Regions from separate parts of the Homo sapiens genome. Here region 1 is linked to region 2. A link is a loop called in an ENCODE intact Hi-C map of the cell type or tissue named here. Cell type or tissue: heart left ventricle. All regions are shown on one strand.

Evidence for each region. A loop is a pair of places that touch in the nucleus more often than their neighbours do. Peaks named below come from ENCODE experiments on the same cell type or tissue, not always from the same donor. Only the 100,000 strongest peaks of a DNase experiment are listed, where the experiment ranks them.
Region 1: it touches region 2 in a loop (1.9-fold over the local background); 16 of 110 quality-filtered maps call a loop at or near these places.

What each region holds. Positions count from the first base shown.
Region 1 is chr17:1,411,858-1,415,857 of GRCh38, reverse strand. No RefSeq gene overlaps it. Among named protein-coding and RNA genes, the nearest start is that of CRK-AS1, 11 kb to the left of the region's middle. In heart left ventricle, no CTCF peak of the experiment used is centred here; a DNase peak (open chromatin) is centred at 2,457; H3K27ac peaks cover 1,566 bases.
Region 2 is chr17:1,363,773-1,367,772 of GRCh38, reverse strand. YWHAE (tyrosine 3-monooxygenase/tryptophan 5-monooxygenase activation protein epsilon) reads left to right here. Exons shown (of 6, transcript NM_006761.5): 2 at 2,715-2,914. Among named protein-coding and RNA genes, the nearest start is that of YWHAE, 34 kb to the left of the region's middle. In heart left ventricle, CTCF peaks have their summits at 1,965 and 2,168 (motif pointing left); no DNase peak of the experiment used is centred here; H3K4me3 peaks cover 291 bases; H3K27ac peaks cover 593 bases.

The DNA.
Region 1 (4,000 bases), 48 kb before region 2:
TTCAGGAGTTCGAGACCAGCCTGGGCAACACAGTGAGACCCTGTCTCTAAAAAATAAAAATAGGCTGGACACGGTGGCTCACACCTGTAATCCCAGCACTTTGGGAGGCCGAGGCGGGTGGCTCACGAGTCAGGAGATCCGAGTCAGGAGATCGAGACCATCCTGGCTAATATGGTGAAACCCCATCTCTACTAAAAATACAAAAAATTAGCTGTGCAAGGTGGCGAGTGCTTGTAGTCCCAGCTACTCTGGAGGCTGAGGCAGGAGAATGGCATGAACCCAGGAGGTGGAGCTTGCAGTGAGCCAAGATCACGCCACTGCACTCCAGCTGGGACAACAGAGCGAGACTCTGTCTCCAAAAAAAAAAAAAAAAAAAAAAAGGCCGGGTGTGGTGGCTCACACCTGTAATCCCAGCACTTTGGGAGGCTGAGGCGGGTGGATCAGATCAGGAGTTCAAAACCAGCCTGGCCAAGATGCTGAAACCCCGTCTCTACTAAAAATACAAAAAAATTAGCTGGGCGTGGTGGCAGGTGCCTATAATCTCAGCCAATCGTGAGGCTGAGGCAGAGAACTGCCTGAATCCGGGAGGCGGAGGTTGCAGTGATCCGAGATTGTGCCACTGCACTCCAGCCTGACCAACAGAGCGAGACTCACTCGTCTAAATAAAATAAACTAAAATAATTTTTAAAAATTAGCCAGGCATGGTGGCAGGTGCCCGTAGTCCCAGATACTCGAGAGGCTGAGGCAGGAGAATCGCTTGAACCCGGGAGGTGGAGGTTGCAGTGAGCCGCGATCGCACCACTGCACTCCAACCTGGGCAACAGGGTGAGACCCCATCTCAAAAATAAAAACAAATTGATGATCCCGCTCCCCATTTGCTCCTCGTTCAGCTTTCCTATCTCAATGTCTATCACCGCTGGCCAGGCCACAGCTCTGGAGGCAATCCTCTCCTCTTTCCTCTCGCTGGTCATTTACCAAGTCCTTAGTCCTGCACAGTTCACTTTCCTCCCTCCCCACTGCTGCCACCGTAGTTCAAACTGCCAGCGCCTCGTCTGGATGACCTCAACAGCTGCCTAACTGGGCTCCTTGTCACTAGTTTTGGCCCTTCCAGTCCATCCACATCGCAGCCCCTGTGAGCTTTTATATCATCTCCTATTAGATTATATTCTCCTTCAGCCAGTGTCTAAACTCTCTGCAAAGGGAAACGGAGCTCTTCATGTTCGAGCTCCTCCTTCCCTTCCCAGCCTCATCTTCCTCACTCTCCCTCTGGTGCTCTGGGCTCCAGCCACACTGAATTTCTTGCCCTGTCTTTACCTGACCCACCTGCTCTCTCCTCTGGGTTTTTGGACACTGTAACTCTATCTCATTTTCAAACATCAGTCTTATCTAACGTCCTAATTTGGGTTAGGTGCCTGTCCTGTGTCCTGTCTTGCTAACATGCACTTACTGGCGTGACCTCACACTGAGCTGAGATTGCCCGTGAGTGTATCCATCACAAGGCCACAGCTACTCATTGTTGTATTCCCAACACCCAGCCCTGCTAGACACAGCAGATACCCAGAGGTTGTATTCTGAACCAAAAAGTGAAAACAGAATAGGTGGGCTAGAAGTCATCAAAAGCCATGTGGGCACGGTGGCTTACCCCTGTAATCCTAGCACTTTGGGAGGCCGACTTGGGCAGATCACCTGAGGTTGGGAGTTAGAGACTAGCCTGGCCAACATGGTGAAACCCCATGTCTAATAGAAAAATTAAGGCCGGCCACGGTGGCTCACGCCTGTAATTCCAGCACTTTGGGAGGCCAAGACGGGTGGATCACTTGAGGTCAGGAGTTCCAGACCAGCCTGGCCAACATGGTGAAACCCTGTCTCTACTAAAAATACAAAAACTAGCTGGGCCTAGTGGCAGGCACCTGTAATCCTAGCTACTTGGGAGGCTGAGACAGGAGAATTGCTTGAACCTGGGAGGTGGAGGTTGCAGTGAGCTGAGATCACACTGCTCTCAGCCTGGGAGAAAGAGCAAGACTCTGTCTCAAAAAAAAAAAAAAAAAAAAAAAAAAAATTAGCCGGGCGTTGTGGCGCACACCTGTAGTCCCAGCTACTTGAGAGGCTGAGGCAGGAGAATCACTTGAACCCAGGAAGCGGAGGTTGCAGTAAGTCGAGATCACACCATTTCACTCCAGCCTGAGCATCACAGCAAGACTCTGTCTCAAAACAAACAAAGTTACTCTATCAGTTAGCTTTGCTGCAAAGTAAACCATGCCAATCCTTAGTGGCTTAAAATAACAATCACTTAGCCATCTTATAATTACACAGGTCAGCAGCTGGGGTTGGGCTCAGCTGGGCAGTTCTCCAAGTCTTGGCCAGTTTCACTCATGGATGAGGTCAGATGCTGATTGGCAGGGGCTGGTTGATCTTGGATGGCCCTCAGCTGACACAGTTTATCTCTACTTCCTGTGGTCTCCCATCCTCCAGCAGGGCTGCCTGGACTGAGTCCGTGGCTATTGGCAGGGTTCCAAGAGACCAAGGTCTCTTAAGGTGTAGCCGTGGAATTGACACAATGTCAGTCCCCTACATTCTTTTTGTTATTTTCCCCAATTTAAATCTTTTAATTTAAAAGTAAACTTTACTGTTGAAAATGCAAACTTGGGGCCGGGTGCAGTGCCTCACGCCTGTAATCCCAGCACTTTGGGAGACCGAGGCAAGTGGATCACGAGGTCAGGAGATCGAGACCATCCTGGCTAACACGGTGAAACCCCGTCTCTACTAAAAATATAAAAAATCTAGCAGCTGGGTGTGGTGGCAGGCGCCTTAATCCCAGCTACTCGGGAGGCTGAGTTCAGAAGAATGGCTTGAATCCGGGAGGCAGAGGTTGCACTGAGCCAAGATTGCGCCACTGCACTCCAGCCTGGGTGAAAGAGCGAGACTCTGTCTCAAAGATTAAAAAAAAAAGAAAATGCAAACTTGGGGAGGGCAGAAAGGTCACACACAAGGCTGCCACGTCACACCTGGAGAGTTGCACAGCTGCCGAGCAGAGGTGCTCCTTGCTTCCCAGAAGGTGCAGCCGCCGAACTCCCCTGCATTCTATTGATGAAAGCAAGGCACAAGGCCAGCCGAAACTCCAGCAGGCTTTGTCTGCTTGCAGGATCATCACTTTTGTTTAGTTTTGTGTGTTTGAGACAGGGTCTCATTTTGTCACCCAGGCTGCAGTGCAGTGGCAGAGTCACAGCTCACTGCAGCCTCGACCACCTGGGCTCAAAGTATCCTCCCAACTTAACCTTGTGATTGGTAGGAACTACAGGTGCGCGCCACCGCGCCCAGCTAGGTTTTGTATTTTTTATAGAGATGGGGGTGTCACCATGTTGGCCAGGTCGGTCTAGAACTCCTGAGCTCAAGCAGTCCTCCTGCCTCAGCCTCCCCTACTGCTGGGAAGGACCCTCTTTTTCTGTGAGATGGAGTCTCGCTCTATCGCCCAGACTGGAGTGTAGTGACGCAATCTTGGCTCACTGCATCCTCCGCCTCCTAGGATCAAGCGATTTTCCTGCCTCAGCCTCCTGAGTAGCGGGGATTACAGGTACCTGCCACCACGCCTGGCTATGTTTTGTATTTTTAGTAGAGACGGGGTTTCGCCATGTTGCTTAGGCGGGTCTTGAACTCCTGAGCTCAGCTGATCTGCCTGCCTCAGCCTCCCAAAGTGCTGGGATTACAGGTGTGAGCCACTGCACCCAGCAGGATCATTTTTTAATTCAAACAAGGGCATTTCTTTAGCAGGAGTACCTTTTTTAATGAGTCCCACAAAAGTTCCTTATGAGCCAACAGGGCCCTGCTATTCAAATGAAAGTTAGCACAGAGCTGGTTACTAAAGAATATGCAAGGGCACAGGGTACGCAACGCAGCAAAATGAAGTCAGCACAAAACGAAAGACACAACTCTTATTAATGGATCAGAATAAATCAATGAGGAATAGAGAGAAACGCGAGCAAGGAAAAACAACAAAGACTCA
Region 2 (4,000 bases):
TGATAAAATCCTTTTAATCTGACTCTTTTCACTTAATATGATGTTTTTCAGATTCTTCCATATTGTTGCTTGTATCAGTTAATTATTTTTCTCCCCTCCCGTCTCCTCTTCTCTTTCTGGACACAGAGTCTCTCGCTTTGTCATCCAAGCTGGAGTACAGCGTTAGGATTATACAAAGTAATTGTGGTTTTTGCTGGCAAAATGCGCAATTACTTTTGTACCAACCTAATAGCTCACTGCAGGCCTGAATTCCTGGGGTCAAGCAGTTCTCTTGCCTTAATCTCCTGAGTAGTTGAGACCGCAGGCACACACCACCACACCCAGCTAATTTTTGTAGAGGCAGAGTCTCACCATGTTGCCCAGGTTGGTCTCAAACTACTGGGCTCAAGTAATCCTCCTGTCTTGGCCTCCCCAAATGCTGGGATTACAGATGTGAGCCACTGTGCATGGACAGTTAATTCTTTATTTTTGAGTGGTATCCCATCTTACATATGTGAACATCAGTGTGCTTATACATTTCCCCTCTGGATGCACATTTGAGGGGTTTCCACTTTTTGGCTATTATGAATAGAGTTGCTGTGAGTGAGTGTGTAAAAGTCTTTGTAAAGATTATTTTTCTTCTGGATGATGCATAGAATTGGGATTGCTGAGTCATATGGTACATGTTTATTAAAACATTGCCGAATATTTTTCGAAGAGACTTTACAAAATATGGCTTAATTTTTTTTATATTCCCGAAAGGATTAATTTTTGAAACATATTTTCCTGGATACATTAGGCACACTCCCCTTAATTTAATAGTGTTTTGGTTTTTGTTTTGTGTTTTTTTTTGAAACGGAGTCTCACTCTGTCACCCAGGCTGGAATGCAGTGGTGCAATCTCAGCTCACTGCAACCTCTGCCTCCCAGGTTCAAGCAGTTCTCCTGCCTCAGCCTTCCTGGTAGCTGGGATTACAAGCGTGCACCACCATGCCCAGCTAATTTTTGTATTTTTAGTAGAGACGGGTTTCACCATGTTGGCCAGGCTGGTCTCGAACTCCTGACCTCAGGCGATCCACCCACCTTGGCCTCCCAAAGTGCTGAGATTACAGGTGTGATCCACCGTGCCCGTCCAATTTAGTAGTGTTTTATGAAGTCACCATCTCTTTCATACCTATTAGTTAAGGTATGCTTATGCTTAGGGTGTTAATGAAAGCTAAGGATGCTTATTTAAATGCAGATTCTTTCTTTTGGTTTTTTTTGAGATGGAGTCTGCTCTGTTGCCCCAGGTGGCATACAGTGGGGCGATCTCAGTTGCAATCTCTGCCTCCTGGGTTCAAGCAATTCTGCTGCCTCAGCTTCCCAAGTAGCTGTAATTACAGGCGCGCACCACCAAACGCAGCTAATTTTTGTATTTTTAGTAGAGACCGTTTCACCACGTTGGCCAGGCTGGCCTTGAATTCGTGACCTCAAATGATCTGCCCACCTTGGCCTCCCACAGTTCTGGGATTATATGCATGAGCCACTACATCCAGCCTATTTTTATTTTTATTTTTATTTTATTTATTCTATTTTTTTTTTTTTGAGGTGGAGTCTCTGTTGCTGGGCTGGAGTGCAGCGGCATGATCTTGGCTCACTGCAATCTCCACCTTCTGGGTTCAAGCGATTCTCCTGTCTCAGTCTCTAGAGTACCTGGGACTACAGGCGTGCATCACCACGCCCAGCTAATTTTTGTATTTTTAGTAGAGACAGTGTTTCACCATGTTGGCCAGGATAGTCTTTATCTCTTGACCTGGTGATGTGCCACCTCGGCCTGCCAAAGTGCTGGGATTTACAGGCATGAGCCACTGTGCCCAGCCTCTGTTTTTATTTTTTAGAGACAGGGTCTCGAACTCCTGAGCTCGAGTGATTCTCCTGCCTCAGCTCTCAAAGTGCTAGGGGTATGAGCCACTTACTCCTGGCCCTAAAATGCAGATTCTTGAGTCTCATCACCAAAGATTGAAACGTGGGTAATGTTGGAGAGCCACATGGTAATATGGCATCAAAAATAAGTTTTTATTAATGTATTTATTCAGTTACTATTTCTTGTGCTGTTTGTGGCGCTTTGCATTCACACGCCGTTGTGTTTCCCTATGCTTGCGGTAGATGCCAAGGCTTTTCTGGGCCCCTTTCTTTGCTCGCCACCTAGTGGTAACAAGTAGGAATCATCAGAAGTTTTACCAATGAAGGAGCTTCATACGAGGAAGGATAGAAAACATCCAAAGTCTGTTGGTGGCCAACCATATACTCCGTATATTTTTGCTGTATGAACAAATTCCCCTTCCTTTTGTATTTTTGGAAATACTATTTATTTGTGAGACAATACATTTTAGAACCTGTAAATTCTTAATCTTTCTCTTAAACTGACAGCTCATTTTTTTTTGCTGGAAAATAGTTAGGTGTGCCTAATTACCTTATTTAATGAGAGGTGCTTTCAGACCACACTAAATTATATTAGATAGTATATGAAGTCTTTCTCACTCCACCTAACTACCTTCTGGAGTCTTTGTATTGGCTCTTAGTTTGGTTTCCTTTACATGTTTTTGGCTTTTTACTCATATTAGTTTTGATGATTATGAAATTATTTTTGTTAAAATGTTTTTTTCGCAGTAGCTTGACAGAAAAAAACTACTTTGAAAGGAATATGTTAAGAAAACTTCAAATTTGTAAGGTCTGACTTTTCCTTTTCCCATACAGAAATGGTGGAGTCAATGAAGAAAGTAGCAGGGATGGATGTGGAGCTGACAGTTGAAGAAAGAAACCTCCTATCTGTTGCATATAAGAATGTGATTGGAGCTAGAAGAGCCTCCTGGAGAATAATCAGCAGCATTGAACAGAAAGAAGAAAACAAGGGAGGAGAAGACAAGCTAAAAATGATTCGGGAATATCGGCAAATGGTGAGATTGTTGTGCCATCATCCCCCCTTATCCACAGTTTGAGTTACCTGTAGGACGGTACACTTAAGATTTTGAGAGAAAAGGAGACTACATTCATATAACTTGTATTACAGTATGTTATAATGTTTCTGATATTGATCTTTGTGCCTGGTTTATAAGTTAAACTTACCCGTGGCTATGCATGAGGACAAAACATAGTCTGTATCAGGTTTGGTATTTTCCATGGTTTCATCACATCCACTGGCAGGTCTCAATGGATCCCTCTTGGATAAGGGGGAACTATTGTATTTTCAAGCAAAATGATGACTGTTTTTTAAAAAAATATGGTGGGTTGGCCAGGCGCGGTGGCTCAGGCCTGTAATCCCAGCACTTTGGGAGGCTGAGGTGGGCGGATCACGAGGTCAGGAGATCGAGACCATCCTGGCTAACATGGTGAAACCCCGTCTCTACTAAAAATACAAAACATTAGCTGGGCGTGGTGGCGGGAGCCTGTGGTCCCAGCTACTCGGGAGGCTGAGGCAGGAGAATGGTGTGAATCCGGGAGGCGGAGCTTGCGGTGAGCCGAGATCGCACTGCTGCACTCCAGCCTGGGTGACAGAGCGCGAGACTCCATCTAAAAAAAAAAAAAAGCACCCAAAAACCAATATATTGGGTTAATTTGTCTGATTCCTCTTTTTTTTTCCCTGAGGATTATTTAATGAAGTTATTTTACTTACTGTGGGTGTATATACATATATAAAATGTTTCTTATTGTAGGTCTTGTTAAAAAAAAGTTGGACAGCCATCACTGTAATGCAGCAGTTTTCAATTAGAGGTGCTTTTGTACTTCAGAGAACGTTTAACAATGTCTAGAAATACTTTTGATTGTCACAACTTCTGGAGGGTGTTCCTAGCATCTAGTGGGGTGGGGACTGGGGTGCTGCTAACCATTCTACTGGGCACAGCACGGGCCCCACAACAAACTGTCGGGAGTGCTGCTGTTGAGTAACCGATTCTAGTAGAAGAGACAGGCACGTAAATACAGGAAAGAACAGGGAAGAGAATTACAGGGCAGGTGGAAAGTGAGGTTGGTTGGGGGAGGGAAGG